Linked DNA regions of Homo sapiens: region 1 is linked to region 2. Evidence: chromatin contacts called from ENCODE Hi-C or POLR2A ChIA-PET data. All regions are on one chromosome and are shown on one strand. The core of a region is the stretch at or near the end of the contact, and the rest is flanking DNA. Distances in the headings are between cores, read along the strand shown. Region 1 holds the start of NDUFAF8 (NADH:ubiquinone oxidoreductase complex assembly factor 8). Region 2 overlaps BAIAP2 (BAR/IMD domain containing adaptor protein 2).

Region 1 (3,114 bases), core at 362-2,861, 140 kb before region 2:
GCAAGCTACCACACCACACGTTGTGTTCTACCAAATACCTTACAGAGAACTTGGGTGCTGGCATATGGTGGGGGCTCGACTGGTTGGAGCCTGGGGCCCCATGGGCAGGTTCTCTGGGTCACTTGTCCACGGGACAAGGGCCTCATGACACTATCACAGAACTCACTGCTGCCCCCTCCTCTGAGCCCCCACGAGATGCCACATTTGGTCTCAAGCTCTCATAGAGGGAAAGCAGGAGCCCCCCCCCTTTTTTTTTTTTTGAGATGCAGTCTCACTTTGTTGCCTAGGCTGGAGTACAGCAGCGTGATCTCGGCTCACTGCAACCTCCACCTCCCAGGTTCAAGTGATCTTCCCACCTCAGCCTCCCAAGTAACTGGGACTACACCACCATGCCTGGCTAATTTTTTTTTTCTTTTTTTTTGTAGAGACGGGGTCTCCATATGTTGCCCAGGCTGGTCTCAAACTTCTAGGCCTAAGCAATCCACCCACCTCAGCCTCCCAAAGCGGTAGGATTACAGGCACGCGCCACCACACCCAGCAAAAAGTGCAACTTCTGATGAGTTGTCCACCCCTGGATCCAAGGCTGCTGGGGCCGGGTAGGGATGAAGGCCGTGGAACTCTTGTTCAAATACCCTTTCTCTGGTCCAAATCTCCGGATTAACAGCTCCCAGTAAACAGAGTCAGCACTGGCATCAAGGCCTACCCAGATACACTGAGGTGGTACCCGGTGCGGCTGACACTTAGGGAACCAGCCTCAGAATGACTTAAAGCCCCACGGGCAAGAAGCCCTATCGTGCCAGTTGTGAGGGTGGCTGGGGGTTCCCCGCAGGACACGTGCTGAAGGAATCCACCACTGCAGGTGCACAGGGGCTGCAAGTGCCAGGGAGGTGAAGACCCGGAAGGTGCTGGGCACTTTCCGGGAGTCCTGTGTTGGGTCAATCCTGGCATGACACCCCCCGGCGGCAGTGCTAACACGAAAGCTTACGCGTTTTACAAGGCGCTTTTTTGCACACATCTCCCATCCTTTCTGAGGTTGGTGCCAGTCCCGCTTTACAAACATGCAGGGACAAGCCCAGGACGGCCGAGGTTTCGCGGGCTCGTCGATGGCTCGGTGATTTTGTCAGCCGGCGTCTAAAGCACGCGGCAGGCGCTCAAACCTTGAACCAACGGGAAAGCAAAGGAAAGCCGGGGCCCGCTGGCTCTTGGAGGGGAAGGGCTGGGAAGGGGGGAAGGGGCCCGCGCCCACCTACCGCAGCGGCGAAGCAGCTCCGCAGGGCCTCGAACTCCCGCGCGCAGAAGTCCTTACTCAGGCGGCCGCCCGGGGCCGTGGAGGCCTGCACGCACCTGCCGTACGCCGCGGCCTGCGGAAAGGACGGGCGTGGGTCGTGGGGTCCCCTGACCCCGTCACCGTCCTCCCTCCCAGCCACCTCCCCGCGCGGCTCCTCCTGCCCCGCAGCACTGGCCCGCCCGCGGCTCCTCACCTCGGCCCCGCAGGCGGCCAGCCGCTCGGGGAAGGCGCGGAGGCGGCTTCGCACGCGGCCCCACACCGCTCCGTTAGCCGACATGAGCGGCTATTCCCAGCCCCCTGGAGGCCGCCATCTTAGGTCCGTCCTCTTCCGGTGTCAAACAGCTTGATAGGTCGGCGCTTCCGCCCATAACCTTTCCTGAACTTCTTAATTGGCCAGGCTTTGCCTGGCCTCGAGCCCCCGCAATTGGCTCTTGTCCTAGTCTGTCTGTGCTCTGGGACTTCGGATTGGCCTAGGCTCCAATTGTTTACGAAGCCAACCTCAGGGCCCGCCCTACCGTGAGGGATTGGCCGGCGGACCCAGACCCGCGCAGTGATTGGAGGGCCCGGGCCTGGCGGAAGCGGGGCAGACCGGGAGGGGACCTGGATCATGGCTGCCGCGCCGCCGCTACGGGACCGCCTGAGCTTTCTACACCGGGTGAGTGAGGGCGGTCCGCCCGGGCCCCGGTCCCACGGCTCCTCTCGAGCGCCGCATTCCCCGGACTCGCCCCGGGCCGGAGCCATTGACCTTGCGTCTCCGCGCCGGGTAGCTGCTCCTGGCCCCTTCGCCCGCGCCGACGCCCCTGAGCTGCCCGCCCGCCGCGCCGTCCCGGGGCCTTCCAAGCCGGGCCTTCCAAGCCGGACCCGCCGAGCGCAAGGGCGATGGGCACAGCCAGACCCTGGGGGAACGAACAGGCCTCGGCCAGCATTCAGTGGCCTCCGACGGGAGGGAAGGAGCGGCGGACCCGGTGGACGTGGAGCCGCTGTGTCCGTGCTGCTGGCGCCCAGGTGGGCTGGCAGCCCGCCGTCCTCCCTGACGGTGGCGTTTCAGAGGACTCCGGTCCTGGAGAGGCACCCCTGGGTTGCAGAGAACACAGACGTCTCGAAGGGACAGAGAAGGACGCACCATTGTAAGCCCCTCTTAGTAAACCCTCTGAGAAGTAGAGGCCGGGGCGAGTTCCCAGGTGTCGTCCTGAGCAAACTGCCCTCTTTTGTCAGCCCTGAGCTTTCCTGGGCTGGACCTCAGAGGGGGCTGGGTGGTCCCAGGGCGCGACCTTGGGCTGCCAGAAGCCACGCTAGGGTTGGTCAAGGCTCTCAGTGCAAGGTTTCGACATAGTCGTTCTGTGCTGCGTTCTGCAGTTGTCAGCTGTCACCTGCAAACCTCAGCAGCTCCCCTTAGGGCGTGGTGGGCAAACAGTGTCAGTGATGCGTGTCCACAGCCTCGGGAAACACTTCAGGTCCACGTTTTCGTATGTTGTCACTAGATCTCGGCCCTTCCGACCGAAAGGCTTCGGCACCTCACGCGGTGGGTCCCATGCTTGTCCTGTTAAATACTCTTGAACTCTATTCTGTCCTGATACTGAATAATGCAAGAATGGGTGGTTCCAGTTTTCATCCCTATAAACCGTACATCTTTGTGCCAGTAAGTAAGCATGAAACAAATAAGTACGTCTGCGCTAAGCGAACGTAAAACACACGACATCAGTCGGTTCTCGGGGAGCGATGGAGCTAGTCACGCTGAGCGGCTGTCACTCTGCCATTCCGGCCTCTGGGGAGGTGGAACGATTCATAGTCCCCTGTGTGGAAAAGGGGCTTGCCTGGGCCTTGTT
Region 2 (3,548 bases), core at 635-3,134:
CAACAAGCTGCCCTCCCACCCACACCCGTGAAGCTTTCCAGAGGCCACAGACTCACCCCCACGAACGGTGCCAGCTCGGGGGGCACCGGCAGGGGCTTGGCCCCCGGAATGGGGTCGGAAATGACCAGGTTGGACTTGGAGGCCGACAGGGCGCTGGGGAGGGTGGCGCCGTTGCTGGCCACCTGCTGCATGAGCTGCACCGCGCGCTCCGGGATCTTGCTGGGGTCGGCACAGGCCTGTTGCCACAGCGGCAGCTTCTGCGCCAGCAGCTCCTTGCCCTGAAGTGGAAGCAGCAGGAAGGGAGGGGTCAGGGCCGGCTCAGTCTCCTGCAGCCAGGCACAGCGCTGAGGGCCCTCCCTGAGCACTCTCTGGGGCTGGAGGCTGCTCTTCACCAGGTGGTACCTCTCGGCGAGACAGGCCACCCGTGAGCCTCTGACCCCAACCCACAGAAGCGGCTGCCGGTAAAGGGCCGGGGATGGACCACAAGCCATGCAGTCGGGGGACCTCCAGGGATGAGAGCAAACCCAGGCTCAACGCCCGCGGGGCCCATCAGGGCCTGGAGGAAGGAGGAACGGACAGGGACGCACAAGGTCAAACTCCGGTGGGCAAACCCCAAAGTGCCAGGAAGGCGCCCCAGATGGCCGGGGGAGGGGGTGGTGCTGCCCAGTGGGGGTCAGGCCTGGCTGCCGAGGGCAGGAAGGCAGCCCCGTCAGACACACTGAGGCTCACTGCTCCAACCACTGCCCTTGGGCCCAAGAGCCCGCGCTCCCTCGGGCGTACTCTGCGGCCTGCTGGACACAGACCAGCTGAGCACAGTGGGGACAAAGGAGGAGGAAGCCACAGGCATGGAGAAAGGTTCTGGGACTGGGAGCCGGCCGGGCCTGGGTCCTGGGAGCTAATCAAGTAACCCCTGCCCCTCCTGGCCATTTGGCCTAAGCAGGCTGCAGGGCCTGGATTCCCGGGACCCCCAGACCCTTAAGCTGTGGGCCAGAACTGCTATGTCTCTGGCACCTCTGGGGGCCTCTCCGGCTTTCACTGCTCCCCCCAACTCATCCCCGTTCCCTTCTACATGTGGCTGGGCACCCACGCTGGGGACCCACGGAGGATGTTGGACGACAGCCATTCTGAGCAAGTCCTCCCCATGCCACCCCTACCCCTCTGCTGCTGGCTCAGACCAGGGGTCAGCAAACCACAGCCCGAGGGCTGGCTTCCTGTTTTGTAAATAAAGTTTTATTGCAACACAGCTGTGCATCGATTTGTGAATCATTCATTCATGGCTGCCCTCACATTGCAGTAACAGAGCTGGAGACGGCACGGCCCACAGAGCCAAAAGCACAAACTTTGTGGCCCTTCAGAACGTCTGCCGAGCCCTGGCTGAGATCAGTGGTAGAGGAGTGAGTCTTGGGTGGCGCGGAGAGGCCAGCAGGGACCAGCACTAGGGCAGACGGCCGAGGGACACCGACCTCGCAGCGGCACGGCCCTGACACAGCGGCCACGAGCCAGCGTCACCCCCGCACCCTGAGAGCCCCGAGGCAGGCCCAAACCCAAGCACCAGGGAGCTACTACGAACTGCCCTGGGAGGCTGCCCTCACACCCTGGCCCCCAGCCCAGAGGCTCGTCTCTAAGTGGGTCTGTGGGACACAGGCCTCTTCCACACACGCCCGGGGGCCCACGAGCCCAGGAGGTCAGCTGCTGCCACCGCAGGCACATCCCGCAACCCCTCCTGGGAGACCTGCGGCAAGCAGCCTGGCTTCCCCGCCCTCCATCCCTGCAGGCAGCACCCCAGCCACTGACAGCCCCGCTCTCACTCCCTGGCCCCGTCATGGGGCCTGGCCCCCGCCAGAGGGCGCAGACGCCCGCCACTGTCCTGGGTCTAGCAGGCGGGAGGCCTGCGCTCCACAGCGCTCCCTGCCTGGCAGCTGTGGCAGCACAGCCTGTCACCGCTGAGTCCTTCAGCAGCGAGGCTGCCTCCAGGGGTCAAAGGTGCTGCTGCTGTCCTTGCCTGCACCTGCCCACAGTGCCCAGCAGGCCCAGGCCGGCAGGAGGGGCCTCTCCAGGGAGGGAAGAGCACTTGTCTCCTGGCTGTCCCCAGGCTGTGGGGACTGGAGCACTGGTTCTGTATCACGTGCGTGTGTGTGTGTGTGCACGCACGCGCACGTACATGAGAGTGTGGTGGGTGGGGGGAACAAGTGTCAAGGTATAGCCCGTGGATCCCTGCAACCCTTTATTTTAGAAAGACATGACCAGGGCCTCCCTGGTGGGCTTGGCTCCGGAACTACATCTTCGAAACTCTTGAAATGTTCCAGAATGTTCCAGGGGACACATGTGATCCCATCCCAACTCCTACCCATGGACTATGGGTGAACAGGGGCCTGCTGGCCCTGCCTGTTCCCGGTGGGGAGTCTGGCCTCTGGGCCTTGCCTGCTCTGGGGGCTAAGTCAGCCTCCTAGGAGGGGATCCCCTTGCTCACATCGGGGCTCAGGATATCCATGGAGGGGGCTGCTGCAGCCCGTCCCTGAGGAACTCGCTCCTGGTTCAGCAGGGCCAGGCTTGGTCCTGGGACATGGCGGATCCCAGGGCGGGATTCCCCCACAAGGAACGACAAGGCTGGGGATGCCGGAAACACAGGGCTGCAGGACTGTGCTGGGGGACGCCTAGCGGGAGACACAGGGCCGCAGGACTGTGCCGGGGGACACCTAGCGGGAGACACAGGGCCGCAGGACTGTGCCGGGGGACGCCTAGCGGGAAACACAGGGCCAAGAGTCTACCGGCCCAAGGAGGGGCCCTCAACAGATGACGGGCAGAGGGGTCTCTCAGAGGTCACGAGGGCAGCAGCATGTGGCCACCACCCAAGGCCCCACCTGGGACCACAGTGGCTCAGGGGTGCAGGCAGAGGTGGTAGAGGCACAGGTCACCAAGAGCCTGGGAGCCAGGGGAGGACCCTGTGACCAGGTTTGAGTCCCAGGGAGGCCACTCTGGAGCAGTGAGGGAGGGACTGGGGAGGCCACCTGAGAGCCAGGCAGGGCCCCTGGCTACCCAGGAAGCAAAGAGATAGGGCAGGTTTGGGTTGGGTGAGGGGTGGCAGGTCCACGTACGACAGCCGAGCTATGGCAGCTGCTGGACCTGGGGCCAGTGTCATGGTTGTCTTGGGTGGCCTAGGGGCCCAGTGGCACAGTGGTCTTGGGTGGCTGGGGACCCAGGCTTGGGGCTGGGGGTCCTCAGTGCCTCGGGTGAGCAGAGCCATGAGCCCAGAGGCTGTACCCCAGGACTGTGGATAGAGGGGCCACAGGAAGAGCAAGTGAGGACACAGAGGCCACCCACCAGGTGTCCCACCGGGACTCCGGCACCCAGCACGGAGCATGACCGTCCCCTGCCTGGCGTCAGCCTGCACCTGCCCAGGACATGGCTGTGGCAGAAGAGCCAAGAACATTCTAGAAGAATGTTCTAGAAGGCCTTGAAAGCCCATCAGACTCTCCCTGGTTGCAGGTGGCAATTTCTAATGTGAGTCTTCAAAATGCCTGCACCCTGTGACCTGGTAATTCTCCCAG

What was found. A loop is a pair of places that touch in the nucleus more often than their neighbours do. ChIA-PET counts read pairs that join two places held with the same protein, here RNA polymerase II (POLR2A). Pooled maps may share reads with other maps.
Region 1: a map of natural killer cell shows a loop between it and region 2 (29-fold over the local background). The contact joins the promoter of NDUFAF8 here to the enhancer-like site in region 2. A Hi-C loop is called at or near these places in 9 of 168 maps with a recorded cell type or tissue (CD4-positive, alpha-beta T cell, CD4-positive, alpha-beta memory T cell, CD8-positive, alpha-beta T cell and 6 more), 35 of 37 single-sample maps with no recorded cell type and 23 of 50 pooled maps. POLR2A ChIA-PET finds 5 or more read pairs at or near these places in 9 of 52 experiments (HCT116, HepG2, K562 and 6 more).

What each region holds. Positions count from the first base shown.
Region 1 is chr17:81,237,815-81,240,928 of GRCh38, reverse strand. NDUFAF8 (NADH:ubiquinone oxidoreductase complex assembly factor 8) reads right to left here and starts at 1,611. Exons shown (of 3, transcript NM_001086521.2): 1 at 1,482-1,611; 2 at 1,251-1,361. The coding sequence starts at 1,565. TEPSIN (TEPSIN adaptor related protein complex 4 accessory protein) reads left to right here and starts at 1,874. Exons shown (of 13, transcript NM_001363764.2): 1 at 1,874-1,943. The coding sequence starts at 1,896. RefSeq lists enhancers at 1,045-1,124, 1,505-1,724, 1,968-2,550 and silencers at 1,385-1,534, 1,777-1,992, 2,095-2,184.
Region 2 is chr17:81,100,232-81,103,779 of GRCh38, reverse strand. It overlaps BAIAP2 (BAR/IMD domain containing adaptor protein 2), which reads right to left. Exons shown (of 14, transcript NM_001144888.2): 8 at 57-278. Among named protein-coding and RNA genes, the nearest start is that of MIR657, 23 kb to the left of the region's middle. RefSeq lists enhancers at 1,045-1,561, 1,562-2,079. Within about 2 kb of position 1,884, at least 2 of the 41 ENCODE cell types and tissues checked have a DNase peak (open chromatin) inside an H3K27ac peak, as active enhancers do; they include dorsolateral prefrontal cortex, where a contact is called at or near this core.